Regions from separate parts of the Homo sapiens genome. Here region 1 is linked to region 2. The links are chromatin contacts, found by Hi-C or POLR2A ChIA-PET in ENCODE. All regions are on one chromosome and are shown on one strand. Each heading gives the region's core, a stretch centred on a gene start or an enhancer-like site at or near the end of the contact. The rest is flanking DNA. Distances are from core to core; before and after follow the strand shown.

Region 1 (6,782 bases), core at 3,989-6,488, 420 kb before region 2:
TACCAATCTTATGTAAATTCTCCAAAGAAAAGAAATAGGTATTTGGGATCTAATTAAACTAAAGAGCTTCTGCACAGCAAAAGAAACTACCATCAGAATGAACAGGCAACCTACAAAATGGGAGAAAATTTTTACAACTTACTCAACTGACAAAGGGCTAATATCCAGAATCTACAGTGAACTCACACAAATTTACAAGAAAAAAACAAACAACCCCATCAAAAAGTGGGTGAAGGACATGAACAGACACTTCTCAAAAGAAGACATTTATGCAGCCAAAAAACACATGAAAAAATGCTCACCATCACAGGCCATCAGAGAAATGCAAATCAAAACCACAATGAGATACCACCTCACACCAGTTAGAATGGAAATCATTAAAAAGTCAGGAAACAACAGGTGCTGGAGAGGACGTGGAGAAATGGGAACACTTTTACACTGTTGGTGGGACTGTAAACTAGTTCAACCATTGTGGAAGTCAGTGTGGCGATTCCTCAGGGATCTAGAACTAGAAATACCATTTGACCCAGCCATCCCATTACTGGGTATATACCCAAAGGACTATAAATCATGCTGCTATAAAGACACATGCACACGTATGTTTATTACCGCATTATTCACAATAGCAAAGACTTGGAACCAACCCAAATGTCCAACAATGATAGACTGGATTAAGAAAATGTGGCACATATACACCATGGAATACTATGCAGCCATAAAAAATGATGAGTTCATGTCCTTTGTAGGGACATGGATGAAATTGGAAATCATCATTCTCAGTAAACTATCGCAAGAACAAAAAACCAAACACCGCATATTCTCACTCATAGGTGGAAATTGAACAATGAGAACACATGGACACAGGAAGGGGAACATCATACTCTGGGGACTGTGGTGGGGGGGGAGGGGAGAGGGATAGCATTGGGAGATATACCTAATGCTAGATGATGAGTTAGTGGGTGCAGCGCACCAGCATGGCACATGTATACATATGTAACTAACCTGCACATTGTGCACATGTACCCTAAAACTTAAAGTATAATAATAATAAAATAAAATAAAATAGGTATTTGACAAGGAGTATCTAATGGCCATATCTTTGTTGCCACATCACACCATGGACTACCAGTGCCCTCTTTACCACTGAAAATAGTCATCAGTGCCTTTAAATCCAATTAGATTAGATAATTGCAGAAAACCCAGAATTAGTTCAGAAAACTCATTTTTCTGTTCCTCTACACTCTACCTCTGAGTATGAAAATCTCTGTCAGTCAGAGTTGCACTAGAAGAATACCAGAACCAGTACGTGTGTGTGTGTGTGTGTGTGAGAGAGAGAGAGAGAGTGTGTGTGTGTGTGAGAGAGAGAGAGAGAGTGTGTGTGTGTGTGTGTGTGTGTGTGTGTAGGAAAGGGGGTGGAGGAGAGGGAAAGAAAGAGAAAGTGATTGCAAGGAACTGGCTTATAGGATTGTGGATGCTGGATAGGCAAGTCTGAAATCCATAGAGCAATTTCGTTTACTTAAAGTGAACTGATTACAAATATTAATCACATCTTTAAAATACATTTACAACAAAACCTAGATTAGTGTTTGGTTGAATAACATATAACTGATCAACAAATAGAGTTTATTTTAGAAACAGTTTCAAACCTCTTTCAAATTTGAAAGGCAATTAATGATTAATTAACATTAATAAAGTAAAGGAGAAATATAATATGGTCATCACAATAGAAATAGAAAATAATAATAAAAGATATTCAGATTAGAAAAAATAAAACTTATTATTCTCAGATGACATGATTGTGTTCGTGTAAAATCAAAAATAATGTACAAAACAACTAAAATTATAACTAAACTTAACAAGGATGATAGATAAAAGTCAATTTACAATAAATCAATTGTATTTTGATTTATTAGCAACCATCAAATAAGAAATAAAAATTTTAAGATATCATTTATTATAGCACCCACAAACATCAAACAAACAGAAATAAATCTGTTAGAAAATGTGCAACTTCTCTAGGCTGAAAACTATAAAATAGTACTGAGAGAAATGAAAGAAGTCCTAAATAAATGAAAAAATATTCAATATTTATGAGTTAGAAATTTGATATTGTAACATGTCAATTATCTTCACTTTTTTGTATAGAGTTAAAGAAATTCTCATCCCAGCAGGGTTTTTTAAATAAAATTGACAGGCAAATTCTAAAACGTGTATGAAAATGCAAAGAATTGGTCGGGCGTGTTGGCTCTGCCAGCACTTTGGTGGATCACCCGAGGTCAGGTGTTCGAGACCGGCCAGCCTGACCAACATGGTGAAACCCCTTCTCTACTAAAAATACAAAATTAGGGCCGGGCGCGATGGCTCGCGCCTTTAATCCCAGCGCTTTGGGAGGTCGAGGCGGGCGGTCACGAGGTCAGGAGTTCGAGACCAGCCTGACCAACATGGTGAAACCCTGTCTCTACTAAAAATACAAAATTAGGGCCGGGCGTGATGGAGCGCGCCTGTAATGCCAGCTAATCAGGAGGCTGAGGCAGGAGAATCGCTTGAACCCGAGAGGCAGAAGTAGCAGTGAGCGGAGATCGCGCCACTGCACTCCAGCGTGGGCGACAGAGTGGGACTCCGCCTAAAAAAAATTAATAAATATATACAAAATTAGCCAGGCGTGGTGGCGCATGCCTGTAATCCCAGCTACTTGGTAAACTGAGGCAGGAGAATCGCTTGAACCTGGCAGGCGGAGGTTGCAGTGAGCCAAGATCGCGCCATTGAACTCCAGCCTGGGCAACAAGAGTGAAACTCAAAAAAAAAAAAAAAAAAAAAGGAAGGAAGGAAGGAGCAAAGAGAATAGCCCAGCCAGCCAATATTTTAAAAAGGGATAAATTTGCGAGATTTATACCGCCCGATATCAAAATTTGTTATAACATTGCAGTAACTACGACTGCGGTATTAGTTTGAAAGTAGAACAATAGAACAAAATAAGAAGTCAAAAACGTTCCCATACATATACGGCCAACTAAGTTATGACAAAACTCCACTGCAATGTAGTAGGGGAAAAAAAAATGGTAGGAAATGATTCTGGGTCATTTGAATATCCATGTGGGGAAATAAATGAACCTTGACCCCTACCTCAATCCATACAAAAATATTTGTAAGAAATGGATCATAGACCTAAATGTGAGGGTTAAAATAATCCAGCTTCTAAATTAAAACAGAAGAAAATATACTGGGTAGACAAAGATTTCCTAAACAGGACATAAAAAGTACTATTTTATAAAAGAAAAATTATTTTATATTTTATAAAAGAAAAAACTGATAAATTGAAATCCTTAAAATTAAAAACTTTTAGTTCTTGAAAGACATTGAAAAGAGAGCGTGTAGGGAAGCAATAGGAAGATTTTGTGTCATATCTATCTGTATCTATGGCTACAGTTGTGTAACTTCTTTTATTTTTAATTCGCTGATTCCCCACGAGAGGGCGCCTTTCCACAAGTCCTTATTTAGCACAGCACTGATGGCCATAGACAATGCTCGAGCCTGGCTTTCTAGCACATCTCCATTTCCCAACACAGAGGCTAAGCCCTTTGTGGGAGGCACACATGTAGTCAGACAATCCTGGTAATATGTGATACGTTTGGGGAAAAATTTTTTTTAACAGTGACTTAAGACCTGGTAAGGTATCTGTGTGGCCAGATTAAAGGATAAGAGTGAGTTAGTAAAACCTAAAATGAACTGGGCGTGGTGGCTCACGCCTGTAATCCCAGCACTTTGGGAGGCCGAGACGGGCGGATTACGAGGTCAGGAGATTGAGACCATCCTGGCTAACACGGTGAAACCCCGTCTCTACTAAAAATACAAAAATATTAGCCGGGCGTAGTGGCGGGAGCCTGTAGTCCCAGCTACTTGGGAGGCTGAGGCAGGAGAATGGCGTGAACCTGGGAGGCGGAGCTTGCAGTGAGCCGAGATAGCGCCACTGCACTCCAGCCTGGGCGACAGAGCGAGACTCCGTCTCAAAAAATAATAATAATAATAAATAAAATAAACCTAAAATACAGGCAGTTCGTCTCTTTTTAGAAGTCAAAACCTTAACATCTGGGAGTGTCCGTATGAATTTTGGCCCCTAAAAATCTTAAAAAGGGATGTTTTTGAGTTGCCAGCATCAATACTTAGTATAAAAAGTTTATAAGTGCAATAACTCTTTGGAACTCTATCACCAAAGGAGGACATTCTTCTTCTATTTAGATGTCACACATCTCCACAAACCGAAATGCAGTCTGTTTCCTATTTATTGTTATATGTTGCCTGCATTCTTTCTTTCAACAGTTATTGAACACCTTGCTGTGTCCTAGGACCTGTGCACATCTTCTGGGATCTGCCATAATTTAATGCTAATTCTCTGTCCCCCTCTGGGAGAAGACAAACACATTAGCCACATGGTGATTAGATGTAGTTCAAGGTGTCTTAGGGTCTCTGAGGACTGGGGAGTTTGGAGAGTGTAAGGGATGGATCTTGGAAGTAGGTGATTTTTGAAGTAGGTGATGTTGGGGGACATCTTGGATGTACAGATTGTTTTTCGTAAGGTATACCAGCACAAGCAAAGGCAAAGGGACATTTGCATGATGCTACCATGAGGTATTATATACATAAAGTGTTTCGGGAAGACTGAAATAATTAATTTGCTAGAGTCACGTATAGAAAGGCTTCATTTGCCATTTCCAAGTAAAGAAGAATGAAGATTGACTGGGTGAAAAGGCGGTTTATGCACACAACCAGCAGGTGGCGCCCACCCTTCTGCACATCTAGCAGCCTGGTTAGTCCCTCCCAAATTACAGCAACCAGGAAGGAGTCAAATGCTGATGTCCACCTGGGCCAACCCTCACCCCCACACACATCCCACACCTTATACTCTGAGCTACTCTGAACCCACTACCTACAGAAACTAGAACAGATAGGAAACAGCATGGTTAAAAATGTTCCACACTTGCTTTCACTTTCAAGAAGAATGTCACTTCTGTGCTTTTACTTTCAGATAATTTAAAAACCAAAAGTCTACTTAATGCCAAAAAAAAAAAGAGAAGTAAAAATAGTAATTGATTTCAGAGTGGTGAGGACGCTGGACCTAAAACCAGGGGTACAAGGAAGCAGCCTCGGTGTGGTGGGGATCAGTGAGAGCCTGTGACTCCTGGGGCCCTCCTCGGCCACTGAGCTGGGGCTCACTGACACCAGGAGGCCAGCTCAGAGCATGGCAGCTGCTGCAGGCAGGGCCACTCGGCCGAATGAAGGCAATGGGGTGCAGAGGAGAGAACGGGGCTCTGGAGCCAGAACATCTGCTTTGCTGGCTCTGTGGCCATGTGTGAGTTACCCACTCTCACCAAACCACTATTTCTCAACTTCTAAATTGGTCCATAACACACTCCCAGAGGAGTTGACATGATCAGCATGTTTAAGTGCCTAGTGGTGCCCAGCATATAATATATACTCAGTCAGTAGAGGTAGCTCAACCCCATTACTCTCCTCTCTCACTCCCTTCCAGCCACACTGGCCTCTTTGCTGTATCTTGTGTAGATCAGGAATGATTTCACCTTAGGACATTTGCATTGGCTTTTCCCTCTACCTGGAATCTTCTTACCCAAGATATCTGCTTGGCTCCCTCCCTATATTTCTTTCAAAAGTAAGCTTCTTAATAAAGCAGAGCTGACCAGTCCATTTAAATTACAACTTACCCTTTATCCTTGCCACTTGCACTCTCATTCCTTATTCAGCTCTATTTCTATAGTGGTTACCGCCTTCTAACATGTTGTATAATTTACATATTTATTAGGGTTATTGTTTACTGCCTACTACTCCCACCCACATATCCCAGCTTTTATCTATTCTGTTTACTGCTGTATCTCTAGAGTCAATAACACTGACTGGACATCGTAGACACTCAACAAATACTTATCAGTTTTATGAATGAATGGATGCATGGATAGATGCTCTTCCATCTTCAAAAATCAAATATCATCTGTCAAACAGAGAGAGCAGGTGTTAAGGTCAAAGGCGATCCCTTATGTGAAAGGGCAGGTGGAGGAGGAAGCACTGCACCATGGAAAACTGTGTTCCAGGTGGTTGCCAAGAATACTCAGAAGTTAGAGATGAAGGGCTGCCCCAGACACAGCCTTGGGGCCCAAGATTCATACTGCTGTTAGAGGGGCACAAACTTGCTGGGTTTTGACTCTGGGAGGAAAACCACGTGTGGGGTCTTAAGCGGGGCCCTGTGTCTTTGGGGATTCACATTTGTTGCACCCAACTATACTCTGGAGCTTCAGAAATCAATGGAAGTTGCTCTGGATTCAAAAATCAATAGAAGTTGCTCCCTTCCCTGGAGATGCCCACGGTCAACCTTTGTCTTTTGGAGTCAGGCTAACCTGAAGTTGAATCCCAGCTCTACCACCATTGAGTTATGACCTTGGACAAATCACGTAAATTATCTGAGTTTACACTTCTATACATGGCAATATTAGTGGCCACTTTTCAGCAGACTGCCTACACACAGTGTGAATTTGAGAAATACTAGTTCCCTTACCGTTCCGTCTTCCATCTCTGAAACTTCGCTGGAGCTCCATCTTCTTGAGACATGGCGATGCATTTCAGGAGTTTCCCTGAAGAGGGAGCCAGAGCACCACGGAAATCCTAATTGTTGGCTGACAGCAGTCAGCGCAGGGAAGCTTATGGGCACAGCCAGTCAGCAAGTCTTTTGGGTCCAGACCTCGGCTTCCTCTCTCTCAATGCCTTCTATCAAAACC
Region 2 (6,585 bases), core at 3,169-5,668:
AGATACTGGACATGCTTAATTCCTCCAGCATCAAATTGTCCCACTTACCTCAGACTCAATTTGATCAATATCGAATCGAACCATCATCTTCCCTTAAGCCCCCGAAAATGTTATTCAGTTTATGTTCTCTATCTTGGGGATGGTACTGGTACCACAGGGCTATCAAGCTAGAGTCCTAGGATTCACGCTTGATGCCTCCTTCCTCTAATGCTCCACAGCTGAACAGTGGTGAAGTTAGGTTGGTTTTGCCTTCTCAGTATTTGGTAATTCCCTCTCCCCATCTCCATGGCCATCTCACCCTGGTTATTGCAACAATATTCTAATATTCTTTGCCTCTAGTCTTTCTTCTTTCTAGAACATGTTTTCTACAGTTCCAAAAGTGAAGGGGATCACGTCACTGTCCTGCTTAAAAATCTTCAATGTTCCTTGATACATAACCCTAAGGTTACAATCCAAACTTCCAAGTATATCTCCTAATGAGCTGACCCTTGTCTCTCCCATCTCACATCCCACAGCTTCTGCCTCACATTTACCATCACCCCATACCCTAAGTCTGGTTCTACTGAACCACCTGCAAGTACTGAGAACACGAACAATGTTTCATCCCGAACCTTAATTCTGCACAAGCCACTATGTAAAACTTCCTCTGAAGACACTGCTGTAAGTCCTAAGCATTAAACATGAATTAACTCTTAATCCTCACAACAACTACTATTCTCTCCACTTTACAGATGAGGAAACTGAGACACAGAGCCAACAAATAACTTGCTAGATTTCATATAGCTAATACGTTGTGACACTGGGATTTGAACCCCAGTCTTGTGGCAGAGCCTGTGGCTGTAAATACTGTGCTATCTTGCCTGAGTTCACCTTTTTTCACTACCATGTTCATCCACCTGGTGAATTCTTATTTATATTTCAATACCCACCTCAAGCAGCACTTTTCCAGGATACTTTCCCTCCTCTCCCAGAGTTAACCTCTCATTTCTTTCCTGGCATTTGTCATTGTGTCTTGGTCACACCCCTGTTATTGCATTTGTCACTGTACTGTGTCCATTTCAGAATCAACCCAATGCTACACAGAGATCAGACTGCACATAAGAATTACCTTGAGCCATGGAAGTTCCTACATTTATTTCCTGATAAGCCCTTTTACCCATCTGTATATTATTTTTGTCTCTTGCTGTCAGTTTACCAGCTCTCACTCATCCTCAGCTCCTTGCTGGCTCCAGCCCTTCAGTTTGATTCATTGTTTGCCTGCTTTGACAAATCTACCTTGCCTGCTACCTTTCCTGAACTCTCCCTCCTTTGACTGATAACCTAGAAATGAACCCCTTTCAGCGTGACCCTGGGGAGCAGCTGTCAAGCAGGCAGCCCTAACTGGGTGGGGCTGATCCCCCAACCTGGCTCTGAACAAGTCATACTTATTTGGTTTAGCTTTTTCCTTTGGTTTCATTCAAGCTACTTCATGGGGCTGAAGAGTTATTGAAAGAATAAATGTCATAGAGAAAGTAAGAAAAACTAACAACTAGGTTTAGGAAGAACAAAAACGCTAATGAAGTCAGACTGCAGGCTCTTCACTCCCAGTGGTTCACCATTTTCACAATTCAGCGAACACCCAAGTAGCCTTTTCTTTAATTTACAGTTAGCAATTGGCTTACATTCCCCTCTGTCTATTTCTTCCAAATTTCATAGCTTCCACTTACTCATGATGTCTTCTCCATAAGTTTTATTTGCCATGACTTCATGGTTCTGTCTATGCAAATGTTCAGCTTCAGCTCTTCTAAATGCCTAATTTTCTATGTGCTTCTAATTTCAGTTTCCCAAAAACAAGAAGCTTTTTGGCCCTAGTTCATCTTTCCATGTTATGTCATGAAACATCCACTACCAGCCATCCTATAGATTGGCAGTGCTGGTGTCCAGACTAACTTCAACCCAGTCCACTCTAACAGGGTCACAGTGTGTCAAATCATGCAAAACTTGGCCACCTGGGCTGCCCCTTGAGCACAGGTTCTAAGTGAGGCATTTTCTCTTAAAAAGAACTATAGTGGCCGGGCGCAGTGGCTCTCACCTGTAATCCCAGCACTTTGGGAGGCTGAGGAGGGCAGATCACGAGGTCAGGAGTTCCAGACCAGCATAACCAACATGGTGAAACCCCGTCTCTACTAAAAATACACAAAAAATTAGCAGGGTGTGGTGGCGCACACCTGTAATTCCAGCTACTCAGGAGGCTGAGGCAGGAGAATCGCTTTAACCCGGGAGGCGGAGGTTGCAGTGAGCTGAGATCACCCCGTTGCACTCCAGCCGCCTAGGCAACAAGAGTGAAACAACGTCTCAAAAAAGAAAAAAAAGAAAAGAACTGTGGTGTGTAAGGCCTCATGATTGAGTTATGGAGTAATTTAGACAAATGATTCCTTAATATGTTGGGATCATAAATTTTTCTGAGAATCAGATGAAAGATGTGGACTCTTCGCCAGAAAAATTTCTCTTATGCAAAAAATTTACATGTAACTTTAAGGTATTAAGGAACCCCAGCAGCCGTTCATGTAACACCCCCCACCACCAAAGGTTTGAAGTCTATTACCTGGCACTTGATAAGAACTGTGAGTCAAAAAGGCATTTAGACTCAGTGGCTCCAATGCTTTCAAGCAGGGAAAATGGTAGAGTGATAGTACCCTTAGCAGAGAAGACAGAAACAGGTTTGGGGAAAACTAGTTATTCCTGAATTATTGAGTCTGAAGTGCAGGTGGGACTCTCAAGTGGATTCATAAACAAGTAACTGAAAATGTGGGTCTGGAGTAGCTGAGAACTGAGATGGAGATTTGTCTCACGTGCTCAGGGCACCTGTGAGAGCAGGTGCAGGGAAGCAGTTCACACAATGCCTATAGCCCATTATCTTTCATTTGCGTCTACTCTGCAGTTTTTGGAGACCTTTCTAAGCCCTCACTTTACTTGACAGTCCTAACAATCTTATGAAACAGGAAAGGCCTATCTCAAGACCTATTACAAATAAGGAAGTGGAAGCTCAAAGGAGTGACAAGTCTGGTCAAAAGTATTGCAATGAAGTAACAGACACAAGACTGGAACCCAAGTCTTCTGATTCTTAATACAACTCCTAATTTCATTGCAAACTGCACACAGATAAATGCCTTACTAGCACGGATCAATTTTTAAGTGCAGTAGTTTGGTTTTCGGATTTTGTCTTTGTGGCTGTCCTCAGTTTACAGAAAAGTTTGAGAGAGAGGGGTGGCAATTGTCCCTTGACAATAATCCCCAGTAATCCCGTGGCAATTGATTTGGCAATACTCACCACTGTTTACTGTTAAATATCTTCCCTGTGGAGCAATAGAGAGCCCCAACTCCTAGGAACTTGTCTACAATTCTGACCCGCACTCTGTCCTAACTAACACTCTTGGTTTTGTTTTTTGTTTGTTTGTTTTTGAGATGGAGTCTTGCTCTGTCGCCCAGGCTAGAGTGCAGTGGCGCGATCTCGGCTCACTGCAAGCTCTGCCTCCGGGGTTCACGCCATTCTCCTGCCTCAGCCTCCCGAGTAGCTGGAACTACAGGCGCCCGCCACCACGTCCGGCTAATTTTTTGTATTTTTAGTAGAGACGGGGTTTTGCCGCGTTAGCCAGGATGGTCCCGATCTCCTGACCTCGTGATCCACCCGCCTCGGCCTCCCAAAGTGCTGGGATTACAGGAGTGAGCCGCTGCGCCCGGCCTGTTTTTGTTTGTTTTTTGAGACATTGTTCCGCTCTTGTTGCCCAGGCGGCTGGAGTGCAACGGCGCGATCTCAGCTCGCTGCAAACTCCACCTCCCGGGTTCAATCGATATTTCTGCCTCAGCCTCCCAAGTAGTTGGTATTACAGGCGTGTGCCACCACGCCAGGCTAATTTTGTATTTTTAGTAGAGACAGGGGTTTCACCATGTTAGTCAGGCTGATCTCAAACTCCTGACCTCATGTGATCTACCCGCCTCGGCCTCCCAAAGTGCTGGGATTACAGGCCTGAGCCACCGCGCCCGGCCCACTGCTGTTTCCAAAAGAGACCTTTTTTGCCTATCTAACCTAAATGCCCAGAATGAGCTCATACATGGGAAAGACCCACGGACATGGACAGACTTCCCGAAGACTACTGTGCAAAACTTATAATTCTAAAAAGTCAAAAATCTTCAGGAATCACAGGACGGGGTGGAGGGGGCCGGGGGGAAAGAGGAGGGAAAAGAGGGAAAGGAGGGAGAGTGAGACTGCTTAAATCGCTGGAGAGGACGGTGGGTTTATTTGAGTCTTAAAGCTCAGTTCTGTGGTTAGCGCCGGCCGCGGTCCCAGGCCCAGCCCGGGAGGCGGGGAGGGGCGGGGCAGGCGCGGAAGCTGTCTGAGTAAGGCTTGGGCAAGGCTGGGCCGGGAAGGGCGTGGGTTGAGGAGAGGCTCCAGACCCGCACGCCGCGCGCACAGAGCTCTCAGCGCCGCTCCCAGCCACAGCCTCCCGCGCCTCGCTCAGCTCCAACATGGTAAGCCTCACTTTTCTTCTTCTTCTTCTTACATGAAAAGAAAAAGAAAAGAAAAAAAACCCACATACTTCCCAGCAGACTTTATCTTTGACTTATGTGTGGACGTGGCAGGAAACAGCAGGAAAAATCAGCCTCGTGGGAGGGAACTGGGGAAGAAGGGATGGAAGGATGAAGCCCTAAAATCATCCTTGGGGTGGCCGCCTAGGGTAGCAGCGGAGGTTCTTTAGCCTTCCCAGTCACGACAAGGCCCAGGGCTGGGGAAGAGGAAGTGCTGGCCGCTCACCGCGCGGGGGGGGGACCCGTCGTGGGTCACTGCCTCCAGCCCCTCGCCCGCGGTCTCCCGGGAGCCCAGAGACGCCTAGGAGCAAGTTTAAGGCAGGGGGCTGGAAAGCTGCGAGGGGTCACTAGTTATTTCTGTACACCAGAAAAGGGACATTTTAGAACTTGGTCGTCTAGCCCCAGGGAAAATCAAAGTTTCAGTAAGCACCCGGCAGACGGCCAAGACCCAACGGGACTGAAACTTTAGCCCGTCGCCGCCCGCAGCGCCGCGGCCAAGAATGTGGGAGGAACCCGGTCCCAGCTGAGCCCTCTCCTCCTTCCTCTTCCTTTTACCCCACCATCTATTTAGGCACTCACTCCGTAACTTATTTTTCTCTTCTTATCTCCTTTCATCTCCCAGTTGAACTCATATTTTCCATAATTCCACCTCCAAAATCTCTTTCTTTACCTCTCCTTAGTGGAGAGTCAGCAAACTGGCCCGCGGGCCAAGTCGGGTTTTCTGTTCTGCCCACAAGCTAAGAATAAAGTTTACATTTGTAAATGATTGAAAGAAATCAAAAGAAGAAAAATACTTTCTGACATGTGAAAATTATGTGGAAATCAAACTTCAGCGTCCATAAATGAAGTATTGGAACAGAGCCACGCCCATTCCCTTCCATACTGTCTGGGGTTGCAGTCCTGCTACAGCAGGGACAGAAAGCTCCGGAGGGTGTTGGTTAAGAATGAGAAGACAATAGTTGAGGTTTTTAAAATTGCTACGTCTTTTTCATCGTATTTTTTTCTTTCCTCAAATGTTGAGCGCTTAGCATGCATTTTTAAAAATTATTTCACAGTATCCGTTTATCATAATGTTTGCTCCTTGCTATCGCCATCCCCACCAAGTAAGACTCCAAGAGTGCCATGAGGTGTGGAGAGCGCCGGTTCTCCTCTCCTTCAGCCACTGCGCCACCCTGGGCAGAGCTTTCCGGTTTCTGGGCGTCCTCAGGACCCATCTCCAAAGTGCCCTGGAGCTCTACAAATTATGCCGTTCCATTTTAGTAATTTGATAATTGTGTCTCTTTCTTTCACTTTGGAGAATTACCTCTGGGAGGAAATGCAAAGAGGTTTTAATTTTCTCCTTGTGGCTGATAGCAACAGCAACAGTTTTCAAAAGAAAATAATCTCTAAATTACACCAAGACTGATGTTAAGGAGAGAAAAATGTGAAGCAGAAAGGCACTGTGAAACTGGAAAAGCAAAACTGTCTGCATTCTGGAAGGAAAAGGGGCAGGGGGAGAATCTGTAGTTCCAGAGAAAGGTGACAAAGCCCATGCTCCTCAGCCTGGTGTGGCCTCCCAGCCAGTCTCCTTCCTGTCATCTGATACCTTAGTAAGACAGGGAGATTTTAGGCCTGATATGAAGGGCATGTTGTAACAGAACAAACACATCTGTTTCTAGGCTGTGGTATTTTGTTTCTCCCCTAAAGGCCCCTGAACCTACCAACACTTTTCTTAATGAAAAGTTCAATTTAGAGCAAAACAAAAACAATCATCCTCCAACAATGTGATTCTTGGGAAAAAGTCCACCTCTCTTAGGGTTCAGGGGTTCTAACGCTGTAAGATGCAATGGGAGGCAAGACTCAGCTAGGATCTCTGCAGCATAAAGGCTGTACAGGAAGGAGGAATCAATCTGCAGCTGTGTAGCTAAGGGCTCAGATCAGTTCTTAGCACGTGTTAATTACGGAGTGAGAAAGCCTCTAGCTCTGGCCTCCAGGAAGTCCATCCTAAGAACAAACGAAAGGCTAAATGCTAAGTTGCAA

What was found. A loop is a pair of places that touch in the nucleus more often than their neighbours do. ChIA-PET counts read pairs that join two places held with the same protein, here RNA polymerase II (POLR2A). Pooled maps may share reads with other maps.
Region 1: a loop to region 2 is called in a map of naive thymus-derived CD4-positive, alpha-beta T cell, with 7 times the contacts of the local background. The contact joins the enhancer-like site here to the promoter of S100A11 in region 2. A Hi-C loop is called at or near these places in 4 of 168 maps with a recorded cell type or tissue (B cell, heart left ventricle, naive thymus-derived CD4-positive, alpha-beta T cell and 1 more), 21 of 37 single-sample maps with no recorded cell type and 13 of 50 pooled maps. POLR2A ChIA-PET finds 5 or more read pairs at or near these places in 9 of 52 experiments (CD4-positive, alpha-beta T cell, CD4-positive, alpha-beta memory T cell, MCF 10A and 6 more).

Annotation. Positions count from the first base shown.
Region 1 is chr1:152,458,452-152,465,233 of GRCh38, reverse strand. No RefSeq gene overlaps it. Among named protein-coding and RNA genes, the nearest start is that of CRNN, 48 kb to the right of the region's middle. RefSeq lists enhancers at 4,669-4,728, 6,647-6,716. Within about 2 kb of position 5,238, at least 12 of the 41 ENCODE cell types and tissues checked have a DNase peak (open chromatin) inside an H3K27ac peak, as active enhancers do; they include B cell, CD4-positive, alpha-beta T cell and sigmoid colon, where a contact is called at or near this core.
Region 2 is chr1:152,034,837-152,041,421 of GRCh38, reverse strand. It overlaps S100A11 (S100 calcium binding protein A11), which reads left to right and starts at 4,418. Exons shown (of 3, transcript NM_005620.2): 1 at 4,418-4,509. The coding sequence starts at 4,507. RefSeq lists enhancers at 2,798-2,957, 6,055-6,349 and a silencer at 4,915-5,209.